Linked DNA regions of Homo sapiens: region 1 is linked to region 2. Evidence: read pairs that join two places in POLR2A ChIA-PET (ENCODE). Cell type or tissue: B cell. All regions are shown on one strand.

Region 1 (5,000 bases), 110 kb after region 2:
CGATCCTCCTGCATCAGCCCCCCTAGTAGCTGGGATTACAGGCACACCTCACCATGCCCAGCTAATTTTTGTATTTTTAGTAGAGACAGGGTTTCGCCATCTTGGCCAGGCTGGTCTCAAACTACTGACCTCAGGGGATCCACCTGCCTTGGCCTCCCAAAGTGCTGGGATTACAGGCATGAGCCACCATGCCCGGCTGCTGTTACATTTTTAAATGTGAGGCTCCAGGTGTACCCCCTGTAGCTAGGCAGGCATACACACAAGCCCCTGGGGTCAGCAGGGAATGAAAGATGGGTGCCCAGGGAGAAGGGACATCACTGTTACAGCAACAGAAACCACCCCAGATATTTCAACCACAGGGCATTTAACACAGGGAATTGGTTACAAAGGTGATAGAAGGGCTGGGAACAGTGGGAAGGTGAGGTTTCCATTATCAGCCATGGGCAGGAAGAGTGAAGTGTCAAACACTCAGTCTCACTTGCTGTGCCACCGAGGCTGTGGCCGTGTGATCTGCAGCCTCTCCCTGCCCGCCACACTGCCTTCACTGCTGGAGGTCCTACTTGAAGCCACAAAAATGTTTCTTCCTTCCAACTTCCTGTCTCCTGTCAATGACTCCCATGGCCAGACCTAACAGAAAGCTGGCGGTCACAGATGGATATGGGGAATGTAGCTGTGGGCTTGCAGCAGTGTGGCCAGGAGTAGTGTGTAGAGGGTAGGGGAGCTGAGGGAGGAGGGCAGTCCTTTGCCAGTGCTCAGGATGGACTGAACAGATTGAGAACTGAGGCCCCCAGCCCTCCGCCACCCCCTTTTCACGTGGTCTTTACTTTCTCTCCAGAGGCATTTGGCCCCATCTGGGACATTCTCGTTCACTTGTTCCACTGAGGCCACAGCCTGCGAAGGCTGTGAGACCTCCCCAGGGAGCACCAGCTTAGGAGAGAGTGGCTTCAGCCTTTTCAAGGGTGGGCCGAGGCCAGGGCATCATGGGCATGCCGTGAACTCAGAGGGGCTGTGGCTGTGAATTTCCCGAGTAGGCTCCAGGGTTCTGTTGGGGTCTGTAGATGCTTCCTGCGACAGAGGCCACAGTGTGACTTGCAAGTCCCAGAGACTTTCCTGAGGAGAGTGAGTGCCATTTTCTGCCTTGTGGGCCAGGAATGAGCCATTCCAGGTGAGGCCCAGAGCCTGGAGATTGCAATACAGTGCACTCAAGGCACAGGCCTACCGCTTCTGCCTGTGTCCTCCCCCAGCCACCCAGGGCAGGGCTGCTTTGGAACTTGGCTGGGTTTTTCTTTGCTATAATGGCTGTTTTCGTGGTAGCTGTCACAGTGGTTTGGGGGCTGTCTGATTAAAGGGCTAGCAAAGTGTCTTTAGAATATGAAACTTAAGAGGACATTCGTGGCATCTTCAGTTCCCCATGCTGCGTCCTGGTGCCTGTAGCTCTGCTGGGTGACCCTGTGTCTTGGGGAGCGTCTCACCCCCCAGAGAGGGCTGACTGATGGAAGGTCAGCTGGTCAGGGTTGCACTTGGGGACTGGGTCTGCCCCAGAGCTGGTGGAGGCCCATGTGTCACCCAGGAGATGTCCCCACCTGCCCCAACACTTGGCCAGTGCTCAGAAAGTGGCCCCAGGGACTTGGCCATCCAGGAGAGGTGAGGGCCCTCTGAGGCCAAAGCGCTTCCTGAAAGGGGATCGGGGTGGGTCTGCACAGGGGAAAACATAGCCTGTGGTGTGTGCAGAGGCTGCCAGGGCACAAGGGCCCAACGTGGGGTGCGGTGGAGGTGATGTGGCCACGTGGGCGGAGTAGGGCGGAGAGGCCTGTGTCCTGGGGATGCGAGAGCTTGAGGCCTGGTGGTGGGGTGGAGGCCCACCCTTGTCCTGCACCCAGGGGCCTCAGTGCCCATCCAAGGGAGGGACAGGGCCACACCTGTGGGCCTGTGTCAGGAGCTGGGGTGGGAGATTGGCCACCAGTGCCACTCTCCACCTAGACACATTTCATCCCTTCTCCACCACAGTTCTCGCCTCTAGGAAGTGGAATTATCAGTGGAAGATGATACGGAAAGATCCACTGATGGCCCTGGCACAGGCCAGCCTTGTCCCTGGGGCAGGATGGGACGGTCCTGAGAAGGCCCTGGGACACCCTAGGGGTGTCATAGTGGGAACTATGCCTTTGCAGTGCCCAGGTGAGACAGCACATGGTGTCACCCCAAGCATGGTACCCTGGGCTCAGTGACAAGAGGGGTGGGCAGGTCAGGACTGCACTGCCTTGGGGCCCGTGCCCTGGGAGCCGCTAGCCCTATGATCCTGAGTCCTGGGGGACTGAGTGCATCGGCAGGGCCTGGAGCAGCTGGGAGTGGCCGACTGCCTCAGTGTGCACTGTGGCCGCACAGGAGGGACAGCGGCCTTGAGAGTGTTCAGAGCTGTTGCACAGCCATCCTGCACCGCGTTGGCCCTGGGATGGACTGCTGTCTAAGCTTTGTCATGCGGCTAGCAATGCACATTTACTATAGTCAGTCACCCTGGTACCAGCCGTGAAGGACGGGCAGGGACACACACACCACACCCCAGACACACACACACCCCCGACACACCACACCCCAGACACCACATCCCAGACACACACCACACCACACCCCCCCACACACACCTCAGACACCACACCCCCGACCCACACCACACCCCATACACACCCCCGACACACACCACACCCCACACACCCACCACAGCCCAGACACACCACACCCCAGACACACACCACACCCCCCAGACACACACCACACCCCCCACACACACCACACCCATCACACCCCCCACACACACACCCGACACACACCACGCCCCCCAACACACACACCCCACACACCACACCCATCACACCCCCCACACACACACCCGACACACACCACGCCCCCAACACACCACACCCGACACACACACCCCAACACACACCACACCCCAGACACACACCACACCCCAGACACACACCACACCCCAGACACACACCACACCCCACACACACCACACCCCACACACACCACACCCCACACACACCACACCCCACACACCACACACATACCACACCCCAGACACCACACACATCACACCCCCCCACACACACCTCAGACACCACACCCCCAACACACACCACACCCCAGACACACACACCCCCCACACACACACCCCAAACACACCCCGACACACACCACACCCCCCACACACACACCACACCCGACACACACCACACCCCAGACACACACCACACCCCAGACACATCCCACACACATCACACCCCACACACACACCCCAGACACACACCACACCCCAGACACATCCCACACACATCACACCCCACACACACACCCGACACACACCACACCCCAGACACACACCACACCCCAGACACACACCCCCCCCCACACACCACACCCCAAACACACCCCCACACACACACCACACCCCAGACACACACACACTACACCCCAGACACATCCCACACACATCACACCCCACACACACACCCCAGACACACACCACACCCCACACACACACCCCAGACACACACCACACCCCAGACACACACCACACCCCAGACACACATGCCACACCCCAGACACACACACCCCAACACACACCACACTCCAGACACACACCAACCCCACACACACCACACCCCAGACACACACACCGTCACACACCACACCCCACACACATGCCACAGCCCACCCCACATACGCACCCTACCCCAGACACACACCACACCCCACACACCACACCCCAGATACACACCACACCCCCCCCACACACACCTTATACACCCCAGACATAACACACACCCCACACCCCAGACATACACACCACACCCCCCCACACACACCTTATACACCCCAGACATAACACACACCCCACACCCCAGACATACACATACCCCTGACACACACCACACCCCACCCCAGATACCACACACCCCACACCCCGACATACCCCTGACACAGCTCACCCCAGATACACACCCTACCCCAGATACACACCATACCCCAGACACACAACACCCCCCCAACACACACCATCCCAGTCACATGCCACACATCCCAGACACACACCCCACACGCCACATCCCACACACACACGCCCGACACACCGCACCCCAGACACACACCACACCCACACACATGCCACACCCCACACATACACCCCACCCCACACACACATCACACCCCTCACAACCACACCCCACACACACACCACACCCCACAAACTACATAGACTATGCTAGCCACATACCACACACCAGACACACACACCACACATGAGCATGACGTATACCGCACACATGCCATGCACTGTACCCCCCCACACACATCCCAGACACACATACCACACACACTACACAGACCACACAGCAGACATACCACACACCAGCACCACACCCCCTCACACCACATGCCACACACACCACATGCCAGCATCACACACACACCATACCTCCTTCATACACACCACACACACAAACCAGACACACACCTACATACCACACACCACACACCAGCCACACACCACAAACACACCACACACACCACACGCCACGCATATATCAGATACACCACATACGTACAGATACACCACAATATACACCACACGACACATGTACCACAACACACACACACGACATAACACGCACACACATCACAAACACAATCATGTCCACCACACAACACACACACCATGTGCATGCACACAATAAATGCACAGCACAAAACATCACATACACCAAATCACACACACCACACACACATCAAACACCATACACACAGACCATGCATACTCACTGCACATGTGCACACATACCAACACACACCACACACACACACTGTACACACACCTAAAACCACCCCCATACACACCATACCAAACACAACCACTCACACATGCACCACACACAGCACAGCATACAACACACATCACACACACACCAATCATACCACTGTTACACACACACCACCACACATAC
Region 2 (5,000 bases):
GTCGCTATTTAAGTAGCTTTTTTTGTAGTCCCTCAAGATCTTTCATATAGATAATTCTGATGATTATGAATAAAGACCAGTTTCTTTCCAGTTAGAATGCCTTTTACTCCTTTTTCTTCTTTTCTTTCACTTCTAGGACTTTCAGTACAATGATTAATAGAAGTGATAAAAGTGGACATTCTTGCCTGTTCCCAATATCAGGAAGGAAGAATTTCAAGTTTTGTTGTTGTTGTTGTTAAGTATGATGTTAGGTAAAGATATGAAGTGCCTTTTACAAGGCGGTGGAAGTTTTTTAATTTGTTGAGAGCTTTTATCATGAGTAGGTGTTGAATTTCCTCATATACTTTTTCTGTATCTGTTGAGATGATCATAGGGTTTTTCATTTTTTGTTTGTAAATATGGTGAATTACACTGGTTAACTTTTGAATGTTAAATCATTCTTGCATTTCTGGCACAAATCCCACTTGGTAATTATGTATCTTTTTTATATATTTGTTTTATATATTATATATATATATTTATATATTGCTGGATTTGATTTGCTGCAATTTTATTAAGGATATTTGTGGCTATGTCATGAGGGATATTGTTTTCTTTTCTGGTACTGTATTTTATATTGGTATCAAAGTAAAGTTTGCCCCACACAATGATTTGAGAAGTGGTTCCTCTTACTATTTTTGAATAGTCTTTGTAGGATTGGGCTTCTCTTGCCCTCCCCTCCCCTTCCCTTCCTTTCCCTTTTTGGAGACAAGGTCTCACTGTGTTGTCCAGGCTGGAGTGCAGTGGTACAATCATAGCTCAATCATAGCTCACTGCAGCCTTGACTTCCTGGGCTCAAGTGATCTTCCTGCCTCAGCCTCCAGAGTAGCTGGGACTACAAGCATACACCACTATGCCTGGCTAATTTTTTTGAATTTTAGCAGAGACAGAGTTTCACTATGATTCCCAGGCTGGCCTTGAATTCCTAACCTCAAGCCATCTTCCCGCTTTGGCCTTCTGAAGTGCTGAGCTTACAGGTGTGAGCCACTGTGCCCAGCCTGTCTGGGGTTTTCTTTATGGAGAGGCTTTTAATTATGAATTCAATTCCTTAACATAGGACTATGAAGATTTTCTGTTTCTGTTTGAGTCAGTTCTGGTTATTTGTGTGATTTATTGAGCTATAATTTTATATACAGTGAAATCTTTCCTGTTAAATGTACCATTCTGTGAGTTTTGGTTAATGCATGTGGTTTTGGTAAATATAACCATACCAAATCATTTCCACACCAAATCAAGGTATGGAAAATTTTCATAACTCCAAAAATTCCGTCTTGTGCCCCTTTGTAGTCAGTTTCCTTTCCCCAGACCTAGCAACCACTGACCTGTTTTCCATCCCTCTAGGCTTTTCCAGAATTTCATATAGAAGGAATTATACAGATTGTAGCCTTTGAGTCTGGCTTCTTTCACTCAGCATAATTATGCAGGTATTTGAGCAGTAAATAAAGCAATCAGATCGATGTCTCAGGAGTAACTCTGGCATTTCAGAGTGATGAATTGGAAAGACAGATTGGAAACAAGGGAAAGAAGTTATGGGACAAGAATGCTAGATGACGTTCATGGTGACCTTGTTATAAATGATATGCCAAACTCTATCCGTCTCATGGAGTTCTGACCACAGTCCTGTAAGACTGGGTCAGTTCTCCCCTCTTGTTTACAGGTGAGAACAGAGAGAATAAGAATGTTATTCTTGAAGCCGCTCAGCCAAGAAGTGGTGAAGCCAGGAGTTGTGATTCGATGCTCTATACTGAGGTCCAGCATCTAATGCATGCACTAGGAGGTGGCAGTTGGTTAGTGGTTTTTTTTTTTTCTTTTTTTTTTTTTTTTTTTTTTTTTTGAGATGGAGTTTTGCTCTTGTTGCCCAGGCTGGAGTGCAATGGTGCAATCTTGGCTCACTGCAACCTCTGCCTCCCAAGTTCAAGTGATTCTCCTGCCTCAGCCTCCCAAGTAGCTGGGATTACAGGCATGCGCCACCATGCCCGGCTAATTTTGTATTTTTAGTAGAGATGGGGTTTCTCCATGTTGGTCAGGCTGGTCTTGAACTCCCGACCTCAGGTGATCCTCCCGTCTTGGCCTCCCAAAGTGCTAGGATTACAGGTGTGAGCCACCGTGCCCAGCCCGGTTAATGTTTTAAAGATTTTAAGGCACATGTACCCTTTGGCCATTGGAGTCTGAATGAGCTAGACATTTATTTAAAGAATCATGAATGTTAAGAAGCATTTATTGAAAAGGGTGTTTCTCAGTGTTTATAAATAGAAAATCCAGATATAACCTGGGCAGCTACTGACAGTGAAATAGTTAGGCAGGATGTGCCATAGTAACATTGGTCACTCTTTGAAAATCTAGTGTAAAATATGCCTAATGAGATGAGAAGTCAGCATAATACATCATGTGTTAAGAACAGTTTGTGAACCAACATGCATGGCAAGGACTTACAATTGCCTAGAAAGCACTAGACCATGTCCAAAATGCGAGTCAGATGTTTAGTTGATGACGTGCCTTCTGTTTTCTCCTTGGTGCTTGTCTACATTTCTCTGATTTTCTGCAACAATACTTGTTATGGAAATCACAAAGGAGAAATACAAAGGAAAAGGTTGAAAAATGTAGCTCTGGAACACACACACACACACACACACAACATACTACACACATATGCCTCCACCACCCACCCAGTACACACACACCAAACAACACACACATACACATCACACCACACACCCCATACCACACACTACACACATACCCCCCACACCACAAACACCCAGTATACACACATTACACACACACCACACAATACATCCACACACCACACACCCACCACACAATACATCCACACACCACACCACACATTCCCCATACCACACACTTCACACATACCTGCCACACCACACACACATAACACACAACACATCCATACACCACATCACATACCACACACACAGCCACCACACTACATACACACACCACACCACACACACACTACATATATACTGCATACATACACCGCACATCACACCACGGAACACCCCATACTACACACATACCCCACCATGTATACACACACCATACACGTACCTCCCCACCCCACACACCCAGTCCATACACACCACACACACTACACAAACCCACCACGTGGTACATACACATACCATGCCACACACACACACAAAACACACACAACACACACTGTACACATACACACCACACACACCACACATCAAACCCCACACATAACACCACACAGTCATATGCTGCACGTGCCGCAGCACACACAGCACACACATACCCCGTATGCATCGGAGTCTTGAGAGCTTTGCACACTTTTCCTAGACTGGTCATGCGTGCCTTGTTCCCAGAGCAGGTGGGTGTTTTGCAGCTTGTTCTGCTCCTAAAGGGCATGCAGGCAGTGAAGCTGGCCGGCCCCTCGCTTGCCTCTCCCAGATGCAGCCCAGCTGCAGGTGGGCCTGCAGGGCGGGGTGGCCGCGGCGTCCTCTTTAAGGCTCCAGTTCCTGGGGGAGCCCGGAAGCCCTTCTGTGCCTGCCAGCTTGTGCGCAGCCTCAGTGGGGCCCGCCCTCTTCCTTAGTGGGGTTGTCCCTCAGTGGTTGTTGGGGGACTGTAGGATTATTAAATGAGATGACTCCTGTAATATCCCTTCTTGCCCACGTTTGAACTGAGATGCATGTGGAATTCAGTGTTATGTTTGAAACCAAGCCTCAGGAAGGTTTCAGTGCATGGACCATATTGCTAAAACATTTTTTATTACAATACAAAAGCTTCTTGACCATCAGGCAGCCTGGCTGTGTGGGTGTCTCATGCCTGGCTGGCTTCAGACGCTGACAGTGACCCACATGCATTTTATATTGTGAGGCAGCACACGCACACACACACAGCACACAGATGCACACATGCCAGTAAGTTTTGCTCATAACAGCCGCCCTTAACTATCTGTGACACCCCCTGATATTTTTATTTGATTATATTTGTTGAAAAACTGTGTTTGCAACCCCCAGATTGAGAACTACTGACCCCCATGTGACATCTGGCCCTATGTGTAACTGCATGGAAATGTAAAAATTTTAGCGTGACGTCAATGTGTGTACACTATGTATTATTATCTTATTTCTCACGTTGGCTGACTTTGACCATGTACTCCTCTACCGCTTGATTTTCCTCTCAGTGAGGCTAATCCCCACATTTCTGGGGCTGGACATGCCTTAGAGCCTTCAGCACAGTGCCTACCCCAGGGGCTGGTGTTGGACCGCAAGCCTGAGAACAACAGGGCAGGAAAACTGGGTCAAAGCAGAGCTCTTGAGCAGGTGGAATTGGATATCTAGCTTGTCTTTGAATGCTGAGGGCAGTGGCTTGGGTTTCAAATGTGGAATCCTGGGAAGCCGCCTGGCTCCCTTGGTCTTGCCTGTAAGCAGCGGCTGCGTCCTGGATGTTCTGTGGGGCTGAGGTCTCTCTGTGCAGGGATCTGCCATCCTCATGTTCCAGTTCCTTCCACAAGAGCACGGTTGGAGCAGGGCTTGGTTTTTGCCAGCTTGGCGAAACCAGAGAGGTGGTGAGAAGGCGATTTTTAAAATAGACACCAGTCGCTGCAGGACCTGGAATCAAGCCTTCGGGGAGATACAGACTCCATTTATTTACAAGTAACCGCTCTGTGACTCCAGCCAGTGGGCACAGGTTTTATTTCAACTGGAAGAGAGTGTCATTTAATAATTAGCACATTTAGGGCTGCAGAAGGGATAGATGGCTTAGCACAGATGTCTCGCGGTGGAAATGAAGGAGCCCTGAGAATGCAGACATGCTCTCTCCCCTTTCTCTTTTCTCAGCGAGGAGACCATGCTCAGGCCACAGTGGCATTCTCTAAATAAGTGATGGTGTCATCTGGAGACTTCCACTGAGACATTTTGTGTCAGGACTACTCTGAAGCCTTTTCAAGCACTTACATTGTAGTTGCTACA

What was found. ChIA-PET counts read pairs that join two places held together with the same protein. Peaks named below come from ENCODE experiments on the same cell type or tissue, not always from the same donor. Only the 100,000 strongest peaks of a DNase experiment are listed, where the experiment ranks them.
Region 1: POLR2A ChIA-PET joins it to region 2 with 6 read pairs; 3 of 35 experiments call an interaction of 5 or more read pairs at or near these places.

Annotation. Positions count from the first base shown.
Region 1 is chr9:89,369,969-89,374,968 of GRCh38, reverse strand. It overlaps a transcript of SEMA4D not described here. Among named protein-coding and RNA genes, the nearest start is that of SECISBP2, 54 kb to the right of the region's middle. RefSeq lists an enhancer at 1,742-1,811. In B cell, no CTCF peak of the experiment used is centred here; a DNase peak (open chromatin) is centred at 2,378; H3K27ac peaks cover 2,494 bases.
Region 2 is chr9:89,482,662-89,487,661 of GRCh38, reverse strand. The region is part of intron 1 of SEMA4D (semaphorin 4D); the gene reads left to right. Among named protein-coding and RNA genes, the nearest start is that of SEMA4D, 13 kb to the left of the region's middle. RefSeq lists an enhancer at 1,060-1,129 and silencers at 2,299-2,388, 2,399-2,478. In B cell, no CTCF peak of the experiment used is centred here; DNase peaks (open chromatin) are centred at 2,501 and 3,561; H3K4me3 peaks cover 1,711 bases; H3K27ac peaks cover 4,680 bases.